Regions from separate parts of the Homo sapiens genome. Here region 1 is linked to region 2. The links are chromatin contacts, found by Hi-C or POLR2A ChIA-PET in ENCODE. All regions are on one chromosome and are shown on one strand. The core of a region is the stretch at or near the end of the contact, and the rest is flanking DNA. Distances in the headings are between cores, read along the strand shown. Region 1 overlaps METTL24 (methyltransferase like 24). Region 2 holds the start of METTL24 (methyltransferase like 24).

Region 1 (5,062 bases), core at 1,523-4,022, 33 kb after region 2:
TGTATGAATGCCCTGGTGGTTTAGAAATAGAGGGGGTCCCCACTCCTGCAGGAGCTCAGGAACAAAGCTGCTTCTCTGTGGCAACTCATTGTAATACCTCATTTGACATTTCAGCTCAGGCCTCCTGGGGACAGACAAACAGACCAATCCAAAATGATGTTATTTCCAGCCACCTCTGCTTAAGCTGCTGCTTTACCTGTCTGAAGAGGAAGTACAGGTGGCAGGCAGGATTGGGAATCCACGTTCCCACCTCCTGGGAGCAATAGGGGTGGCGTTGTTATGGCCACTTGATATTTGAAACACGTGGATGATAGGCATTTAATGTACCCTGGCATTTAGGGAATTGTTTGGAGTAAAATCACAATGATTAAAAAGAGGTTTTAAAAAGGGAAAGATGATTTTTGTCCTTTTCTATTTAACCTGCCATTGACGTTTTAAGGTGCTCAGAGAATTCTCTTTGTGGGAATTTGGGAAGGACAAATGTTGATGTATACACTAGAGAATTAAGACAAATGATAATTGAAAGAGATGATAAAAGCTAGCGGTTTCCATGGGGAAATAATCACAAACTGCTGTCAGACTGATTCCAATAAGAACATTGCTTTATGTGAAATGTTTTTTAAACAGCTCAACCAAAGCATTAAGCCAGAGCACTTCTGAGGGCATCTATTTGCGGTGTTTCTATTATATCCCCATCTGAGACTCCTCAACTTAACATTATTCACTGTTCCAGCTGCTGTGCTTAGCTTCTTTGTGGTCAACACTCAGTTGGAAATGAAAAATATTAGGTTGCAAGAAGAATACTATTTGTGGACCCTTAAGATCATTCTATAGTTTCACCATATTGATTTACCATATGGATTCTAAATTATTGATCTGTGAAGTTACTTTTGTATGTTAGCTCAGGTTAAATGCTGCTACTGTGTTTAAGATGTCTTTAATAATGCTGGAAAGACCTTTGATGTGCTTTTGGGCTTCTAGTAGTGGAGACTGCTTCCCATGCTCTGCCTTTGTATTTTCAGTCATTTATTTTGGAGTAATACTCAGGCGCTGTACCTTTTTGTGCCCCCAGTGTACCCTGTAGAGATCTCTGTCAGAGCCCCTATAACCGTTATGGCATTTATTGGTTTACACAGCTGTGGCCTATATTAAATTGTGACACAGAGCCTGGCATGTGGCACAAATGCCCACTGAATGAATGAATGACTCCTTGGTCAAGTCTCACTGCCTCTTTCCAAAGAATGCTGGAACAAGAAGCCTTCCATTTGCCCCTGCTGGCCCAACCTCCACCCTGCTCCACCCCGGGAGGCTGACCTGCAGGGACCAAGCACAGCCTCAGTCTTCCCTGCTTTCCCTTTGAGTTTGGCCAACAGGAGGCAGGAGATTGGTGGGTGGGGCAGACAGGGTGGAGTATGTAATAGGATTGGCTGTATTCCTGTACTACAGACTTCTCCATATAGTTCCCTTTAGACTTGTAAGGGCTCTCCGGTGTTACCAGACACAGGTATTGCATTATTTATTCTTTATTGGTTTCCTTAAGCCCTGCCCACACCTTTGTAAATAGACTTTTTGTTAAATTCTCTCAAATTAGCCAGTTTGAATGAGCCCACTGGATCCTGCTGGGTCCCTGACTGATTGCCCAAGTCACCCAGTTAACAACATTGGTTATAATCTAGGTGTAATACCTTTCCTCACTCACCATAAGCATACGGCCAACACTCTTAACAAAAGACAGGTGAACAAGAGAAAAGCATAACACATTTATTTAATCAAAGTTTTACATGACATGGAAGCCTTCAGAAATGAAGACCTAGAGATGCAGGGAAAATGATCTATTTTAATGCTTAGGTTCCATGAAGATGGACAGCTACGTGGAAGTGTGATTGGACAAAAGGGTCTGATGTAATGGTAATAGACTGAGCGGGGAACCCCAGCAAGGCCTGTCTGTTCAGCTTCCTCTTGGTCTCTCTGTGTAGTGTTTCTTCCTCCTGGGTATGGGGCAAGATCCCTCTGGAACAAAGGTATTTGGGGAGAAGGGAGAGAGTGACCTTTGTAGATTTTATGGCTTGCTTTGGGAAGAGGGTCTCCAGTTTCTCTCACCTGCCTTGCGGAAGAGGAATTCTGGTTTCTAGAACTCACTTTGGGGAAGAAAGAGGAGTGAGAGACAGGAGGGCCACAGAAGGTCAGAGAGAACTCGCCTTTGAGGCCCATCCAGTGTCTTTTTGAGACAGTCAAGTATAAAGGGGACCCCAGAGAAACTCTGACCAGCCTGTGCACTGGGAGGAATGCACAACGGGCCAGAGCCCCTGGGAAGTTTGCACCATTTGCAGTGGGGAGGAGCCTGGCCTCTCCTCTTCTGGGGTGGAAACTGGGATTCAATCTGTGAGGCAGGAAGCCAGCTAGCAGAACTTTTGCTTTGCTGAGAGTCCCTGTTTCTCTTTTTTCCTTTTTGCCCAGTAAATTCCATTTTTCTCACCCTTCAAAGTGTCTGTGAGCCCAGTCTCTCATGGTCATCTGACAAAGACCCCATTTTACCTGAACTAAGGAGAAAGTCCTACAACACTTTAAAGTTCATACCATGCCAAAGCACAAGACTTTGGGAAATCATATTCTGAGCCCCAACAACATCATAGTCTGTCTCCCTTGCATTATTTCAGTCAACCCCCCCTTTTAGGCCAGCCTACCTCTGAATTAGGATCAGCTGGAGCAGGAGTCAGCAAACTACAGCTTGCAGGCCCAATCCAGCCTGCTGCCTGTTTGTGTAAATGGAGCTTTATTGGAAGACAGCCATAACCATTTGTTTACTTACTGTCTATGGCTGCTTTTGAGCTACAACAGGAGGCAAAGAGTTGCAACAGAAACTGTGTGGCCTGCAAAGTCTAAAACATTGGCTATTTGACCCATTATAGAAAAGATTTTCCAACTCCTGATTTTGAGGAAAACCATAACATGTGAACTTCATCATTTTCATCCAGGGACTCCTGGGCCAGATGCTCGGGGCCCTTGTGAGTGGTCCATGACAGTGAAGTGGGAGGTTTTAAACCCCGGGCCTAGCTGAGTGCTCCTGGGACATCATATTGCTGTGCTGGCTGCTGCAGCAACCTGGGAAGCACTCACTCTGTCAATGTGACCAAGCAGGACTGGAGGCATTTGTGTTTAAATGTGTTGATAATTTATGATTTCAGAATCGAATAATTTCCTAAAGAGAACAACTCTCCTGAATATTTTAGCATTTTACTATCGAAGTTATTTTGTACATATCTGTCTCCCCCACCTGACCATGAGTGCCTCTTGGGAGAGCCTGGGTTTTAGTCATATCTCTATTTACCAGTGCCTGGCACAGAGTGGCTAAGGCTCAATAAATATTGTTTGACCAAATGGTAATCAACATCGAATTCAGAGAAGGAAAAAAGAAATGAGGGTGTGGGAGGCATTAACTGGAAAGATGTATGACTTAATGTTCTCCAGCTCTCTTACTAGAGTCTCTGCCTGCTCAGCCTGCACAGAACAAGAAGAGCTACAAGAAAAGGCTGTTCTTTCAGAAGGTGTCCCTCAGGGAAGACTGGCTACATGATTCGTGGGCCCAGTATAAAATGAAATGCAGGGCCTTTTGTTCAAAAATTTTTAAGAATTTTGACTGACTCTAGGCACACTGCCTGTGAGTTAGCCCTGCTCTGCAAGGAGCAGTAATAAAAAAAATAATAAAATTACTAAGAATTTCGAGACAGCATCAGCAGAGCATTAAACTGAGCATGGCCTCCTAAGACTGCACAGGTTGCATGCCCATACAGCTGGCCCTGCCCTATGGGTTCCTGAAAAAAGAGGCAGTCTGCGGGAAACCAGGGAGGCCTCCTTCAATCTAGAGGGACTGCGTGAGGCTCAGCCCCCACAAGGGTAGTACAGGCTGTGGGGATGTGAGACTGTGGGCTCTACAGGGATTCTGCAATGATGTGTGTCTAATAATGCCAAAACTGAATAACCCTTGATCACTTCCAAAGCGCTGGTATTGATCTCAGACGCCCAAGTGAGAATGGATTCCTCTTCCCCAAACCCAGACCGTCTGGCTTCACATAGACTAACCTTGTTCCCCACTACTTTCCTGTTTTCTATGTAACCCCGAGTCACCTAGGCCACCCCATCTAGGGGCAACAAACCACATTTGTACTAAAGCATCTCACGGCTGGCCTGTCTAGATGTTTCTTTCTTGGGTGCTGAGAGTTCCCACCACAGTACCTGACTGGAGAACACTGTGTATATGTGAATGATCCCTTTATCTTGCCCCCAGAACCCTCCCCTGCCTACTTCCTCACCATATAAAAAGGGGTTTAGGGGCCCATTCTCACTACACTGCAGGAAACCTATGCTATGACGCCCAAAGCCTTTCCTGGCACTAGACATTGACCCCGCCAGCTGCTGGAGCTCTCCCTTCCCCCAGCCCTTCCCTACCCTGCACGAGCCGTCCCCACCCCTGGGAATTGCAGCAAACCTCCTGGAGGTCTCTTGGTGTTGACAACTATAGGTGGGAGTTTTGAGCTCTAATAAGGATTTCCTGACTAGTGCCCCCTTTTTACTGGAGGGGCTACCATTTTTGTTTCCTCCAGACCATTGCATTCCCCCAACCCTTCATCCACCCATCCTTGCTACAAAAGGGGGCTGAGCGGGTCATCCTTAACCACTCTGTTCTTGGGAGCACCTCGTAACCTCTGCTAACAGGTGGTGGCTGCCTCACAGTGCTAGAAAGCCACCCTCCCCAGCCCTGGTGATGACAGTTCTGGGGTCCTCGCTCTGCCTGTGCAGGGTCCCAGCAGCCAAGGGCCGTGGTCCCATCTCCCTGCACTGAGGAAGATAAACAAATGCCCAGAACAAAGACAAGCCCCCAGCATTATGGTGCTTTGTTTAGAGAGGCACATATTCTTGAAGCTCTAAGCTTTGGGAGACTGTCGTCGATAAGGGAGTTTCTTTTCCCGGAGGAGCACAGCCTCATATAAAATAAGCTGCAGTTAAGGGAGAGCCCAATGGGGTCAAGTGGAGTTTGCCTTTGATCATACATGCAGAGTCAGAC
Region 2 (5,116 bases), core at 438-2,937:
TATACTTTATCTTTGCCCACTTTGGAATCAATGCTTACCTTTTGTTTTTCATGACAACATCCAGGATTTTCTTCCATGGTAAATAACAAAATAATTACTATTGAGACCCTTCTGTGAGCCAGTATTATTTGGGCATGAAACATATAATATTTTATGCAACATTTATAATCCTGCCATATATATAGATCTGTTTATTCATGGGAAAACGGAAACTCAGAGAGGTCCAGTACTTCGTTGAAAGTCTCATAGTGCTTGAACGGCAGGGTCCTGGTTCAAACACAGTTCAAGTAAATAGTCACAGGATGTGAGGCTGGCTCTCAGTTTGTGTAAGGAAAAACTCGTACTTGTTTAAATTTGTTAAAATAGAACCCATCTGCAATATCCCCTGGACTCATCTAAGAAAAAAGCAAAAGTCAATCCTAATGGAACGTTCAGGAGCCTGAGGATCTGGTGTGGCCAGGGGGTGGACTAGACTGGGTGGAGATATTTTGTTACATGTAGAGAAACAGCCCAAGTGCTTTGTTCACTAGCAGGGAATAAATTGGGTCTTTCTTAAGCCAGGAAGAGAAGAGGATTTTAGAGACGAGGGCTTCCTACGGAAAATACCCAACATTCAAAAGGGCAGGGGGGTAGGGCCCCATATTTGTTCTCTCTTGTCCATGCTGTAGGCTGTTACGGGGGAAGAGGATAGGTCTACAGGCGCAGTCTCCCATGGAAGCATGGAAAATGCAAGAGTAAAGCAAGGAAAAAAAGAAAAGTGACTACAGCTTAAAAAAATCTAAACCCAAACTCAAACCTAAAACCCAAACCCACCCCAAATGGGTTGTGGGAAAGGATTCTACTAACAATTGAAAATGGAACATCCACCACTGGACTTCAGGCTGTGAGAGTTCAGTCTGATTAATTAAGGTCAAGGTGGTGATGGAAATACCAGCTGGGGAGCATTTTGCCGAAAGATAAATTTGTCCCTCTGTATTTCTGCGAGACAGCAGGGAGGTGTGTGTTTGGAGCTAAATTAATTTGATTTACATCATGCCATGGTAACTTCTGTTCTCTCTCCCCCCTCCTCACCAACCCGCTGTCAGATGTCTTAGCTGGCTTTTTCCCTCTTCTTCTTCACCCCCACACATTTCATAACACGGAAAGAAAGCACGAATTGGCTTCAGGCAGAATTTAGACATAGAATAACTCTAATTTGATTATTCTGCATTGAGTGCTATTCTCTTCGCCCCCCAATCCCTTTCTTTCTTGAGAGAGAGAGAGAAGTTGTAAGCCCGGGCATAAGTGCTATTTATTTTTATATTGTGCTTAATGGTGCAAACTGCTTGACTGTTCCTTGTATGCTCACCTACCCTCCTCCTGTGTTTCTCCAACAACACTAATACCAGAAAATGAAGTTATGGCCCGGGATCCCGTTAGGAATGCGCTTTTTCTGGCCCTATGTCTTTCAGCTCCGTCAGGCTTTGGAGGCCGGGGCGGAGGGCACCTCTTGAGGGACCCTGTACAGCCGGGCCCTGGCACCTCCGGAGGGGCGGAGAGGGCCCCCTGTGACCGCGTTCGGCCCACCACCGTTCCAGCGGCGGGGCGCGCTCGGCAGGGCAGGATAAGGTTACGCCGGGGCTTCCTCGGTCGGGAGGGAGGGAGGCGGGTCCGAGCCCGCACCCCGGCCCGCGGGGGAGTTCCCACAGTTGGCCGCTCCGGCCTGTGGGGCTACATCCCTGCTGCCGGCCAGGCGCGGCCCGCGGGACCCCGAGTGTAGCGCCATGGCCCGGGAGAGGCCGCCCGGGAGGGGCTGCGGCGTCCTGCGCCGGTGTCTACTCGGGGCTGTGCTGTTGTTCGGCCTGCGGCTCTGCGCAGAGCTGCGGCGCGCCGGGCCCGGGTCCCCCACCCGCAGCGCCCCGCCGGGCCCGGCCTGGCGGCCACCTGGGCCGCACCTGCCGCCCGCGCCGGGCCAGCCGCGCGGCGCCAGCAGGAGGCAGGTGACCTACGTGCGCAGCGGTCGCCGGGCGCCGCCGGGGGGCGGCGGGAGCGGGACGCCGGAGCCTGGCTGCTGTGCCCCGCGCGGGCGCCCCCGCCGGAAGGTCAGTTGCAAAGCGGTCGGTCTTGGGCCTGGGACCAGAAGCCCCCTCCCGACCGCGCTACGGAGCCCGGCGCTCAGGTCCCGCAGGCCGCCTCGATGGGACCTCCGGAGGCTTCCGCTTCTTCTCTTCCCCCTGTGCTCTCTTAGGCGGCTCCACGGGTCGCATCTTTCAGTGCCCAGATAGACTGAAGTGCGGCCAAGCGGAGTTCATTCACTATTCAGCCAGTACTTGGGGGTCGCCGTGGCCGGGCGCCCTTCTAGGCTCCGCGCATCCCGTGAAGAAGGACGGAGCCCTGTTCTCACGGAGGATACACTTTAGTAGGGGAGTGTTTGCGTGATAGGCAGGGAAAGGGAAAGGGAAAGGAAGGCGTTGTGGCTGCCATTGATGTGCTGTGCTGCTCCCAGCCTTCTGCTTAAGGCCTGGACAGAGTTGGGTGGGTATCGCCGTGAATGGCCTGTCCACGCCACTGCCTTCATCTCGCTGAAGATCCACCAGCTGGCCGAATTTCCCTGGAGTCTCATTCCAGGCGTTGGCTGGGGGCTGGGAGGCTGGCGCCAGTTGAGAAGCCGAGCACCCAGCCCCACTTAATGAGAAGTTAATTGGATCCTCGAGGACCCAAGTAATAACCTGGGTTTGTCTTATAACTCTCGACCGTGTTGTGCCTCCTACCTCATTAACTTCTTGGCTTACACCTCACTGATTAGTCCATTTTTAGCCTCTGATTGTTAAGGTTTTGGGCTCATCTCCTTTTTGGAGCTCGGTAATTTGCGTCGTACATGGAAATGAAAAGAACTACAGGTATGAGCTCTCCTCATCCTTTTACCCATCAACTCCTGCTTCCAGCCTCAACCACGTTCTCCAAAGCAACTACTTTCCGTTGCCCGGCTGTTCCTCGTTTCTTTTAGACATCCACCCCAACCTCCACCCCGCTTCCCATCACCGGTCCTGGAGGGGAGGGAACAACTCTTCCTTTGCCTCGCTGCTGTCTTCGGCTGCCCAGTGCTAGCCTACTTTTCAGCACCACAACCCAGCACTCCTGCCGGGCTTCACTTCCTCGCTTCCTTCGGGCCTCGCCCTCCGTTTTTCCACACCACTGCTGTTCCTTGCTGGGCCATCGTGCTAACTTCCTGGATAAACTGAAATACCTTTTTCTATCTCGCAAACCTCACCTCCTGTGTAAAGTCTTGATTAGATCTTCCAGAAGAAAGCAGCCACTTCCTCTCCAAGTTCCTAATTCACTGTCCGTGATACCATGTTAAACATTCAGCACAGTTTTGCCAAGGGCTTACCAGGTAGGCATCTGGTGCTGGAGGCACAAAACGAGTTCAGATTCTCGTGGGGGAGGCTCTTAGCACAGGCATCCGGTGATTTCCAATCCTGTAATTGAGGCCTTCAGCTCTGCCTGGGGAGTCAAGAAAGGCTGCTCAAGGCGGGGGACATATTTGAGTTACAATGTGATGTTTCTTTCTTTTCTTTTTCTTTTCTTTTCTTTTCTTTTTCTTTTTTTTATTTGAGCCGGAGTCTTGCTGTGTCGCCCAGGCTGGAGTACAGTGGCTTGATCTTGGCTCACTGCCACTTCCGTCTCCCGGGTTCAAGCGATTCTTCTGGCTCAGCCTACCGAGTAGCTGGGATTACAGGCGTGCACCACCACGCTGGGCTAATTTTTGTATTTTTAATAGAGATGGGTTTCACCATGTTGGCCAGGCTGGTATCGAACTCCTGACCTCAAGTGACCCACCCGCCTCAATCCCCCAAAGTGCTGGAATTACAGGCGTGAGCCACTGCGCCTGGCCAACACTGTGATGTTTCTTAAGAGTGGGGCTTCTTTTATTCCCCTCTGGATGTCCTCAATGTTCCATCCTTGACACCCTCAACCCCTCCCTGCAGTTTTCCTTTTAGATTCACTCAGCATCTGTTGTTTCTGCTGTCATCTGTCAAGTAATTACTCTTAACTCTTTGTCTGTACCTCAAACGACAGTACTGATGGCTGGAGCCTGTCCTACAAAGGACAGGTTTGGAATGCATAGACTCAGTGGGGCGCTGGAGGGGAGGTTCACACTCATCCCTGCTAGGAGCTAGGAGGCTGCCACAGTGATTCAGGCTGGAGATGGGGGTGGCTTGCTGTGGTAGGTGTGGAGGTGGTGAGAAGTGGTTGGTTTCTGGATGTGTTTGGAAGGTGGATGAGGAGGAGCAGTTATTTCTCTCTTGTTTGTTTTGTTTGGGGGATAGATGGAAAGCAGGAATTCAGTTTAAGATATCCTTCAGGCATGCATGTGAAAATGTCAAATAGGCAACCGGACGTGTGAGTCCAGAGCTTGGAGGAGATGTCCAGGCTGAAGGTGGTGATTTGAGAATCATCCAAGTACAAATGGCAGTAAAACTGAGAGATCGTATGTGGTCATCTAGGAAGTGAGTGTGGCTAACAAAGAGAAGCAATCCGAGCCTGTGGCCTGGGGCTCAGTTTTATTACAATTAAATTAGGGAAAAAAGTAAAGGAAATGTTTAGCTTTGTGCCTGGCATGTTTAGCTCTCAATAATGGTAGCTTTACTTTCTACAGTAGGCCCCAGGTTTTTAGCCTCAGCCAGTCTCCAAACGTCATTCACTGTAACCTACAAAGGTGGCTTATGCTCACTCCTCTACCTGCAAGGCCCCATCCCCCTTTCTTATGACTCCTGCCCTTTTCACCCTTGGACATTCCTCAGGTCAAGGTTCATAGCCCAGAAACCTTCCCATAGCAACCCTGCTTCATGCTGACCCCTCCCCCACTTGGAATGACAACAGAAAGAGTCTGATTTGTGCATTGCTTTGTACAAGTTGAGGCCTGATAATCCATTTCGGATGGAATGTTTTGTCTCCACAGTTGTTCTTGATGGGAAGGATTGTATTTCCCATAGTGACCCCTAGTAAATGTTTACTCCTGAGACCCCAGTATGTGAAAGTATAAGAATCTTACTATTTCAGCCTATTCAGTAACTGTAAATGTCTTTGGTTAAAAATTTATAAGAAATAAATGGGCCTTTTGCTATTTCTAAAA

The links. A loop is a pair of places that touch in the nucleus more often than their neighbours do. ChIA-PET counts read pairs that join two places held with the same protein, here RNA polymerase II (POLR2A). Pooled maps may share reads with other maps.
Region 1: a loop to region 2 is called in a map of ovary, with 3 times the contacts of the local background. The contact joins the enhancer-like site here to the promoter of METTL24 in region 2. A Hi-C loop is called at or near these places in 5 of 168 maps with a recorded cell type or tissue (ascending aorta, dorsolateral prefrontal cortex, esophagus muscularis mucosa and 2 more) and 8 of 50 pooled maps. POLR2A ChIA-PET finds 5 or more read pairs at or near these places in 4 of 52 experiments (A673, HEK293, OCI-LY7 and 1 more).

Annotation. Positions count from the first base shown.
Region 1 is chr6:110,323,126-110,328,187 of GRCh38, reverse strand. The region is part of intron 1 of METTL24 (methyltransferase like 24); the gene reads left to right. Among named protein-coding and RNA genes, the nearest start is that of METTL24, 33 kb to the left of the region's middle. RefSeq lists an enhancer at 4,741-5,062. Within about 2 kb of position 2,772, at least 7 of the 41 ENCODE cell types and tissues checked have a DNase peak (open chromatin) inside an H3K27ac peak, as active enhancers do; they include sigmoid colon, where a contact is called at or near this core.
Region 2 is chr6:110,354,920-110,360,035 of GRCh38, reverse strand. It overlaps METTL24 (methyltransferase like 24), which reads left to right and starts at 1,687. Exons shown (of 5, transcript NM_001123364.3): 1 at 1,687-2,081. The coding sequence starts at 1,764.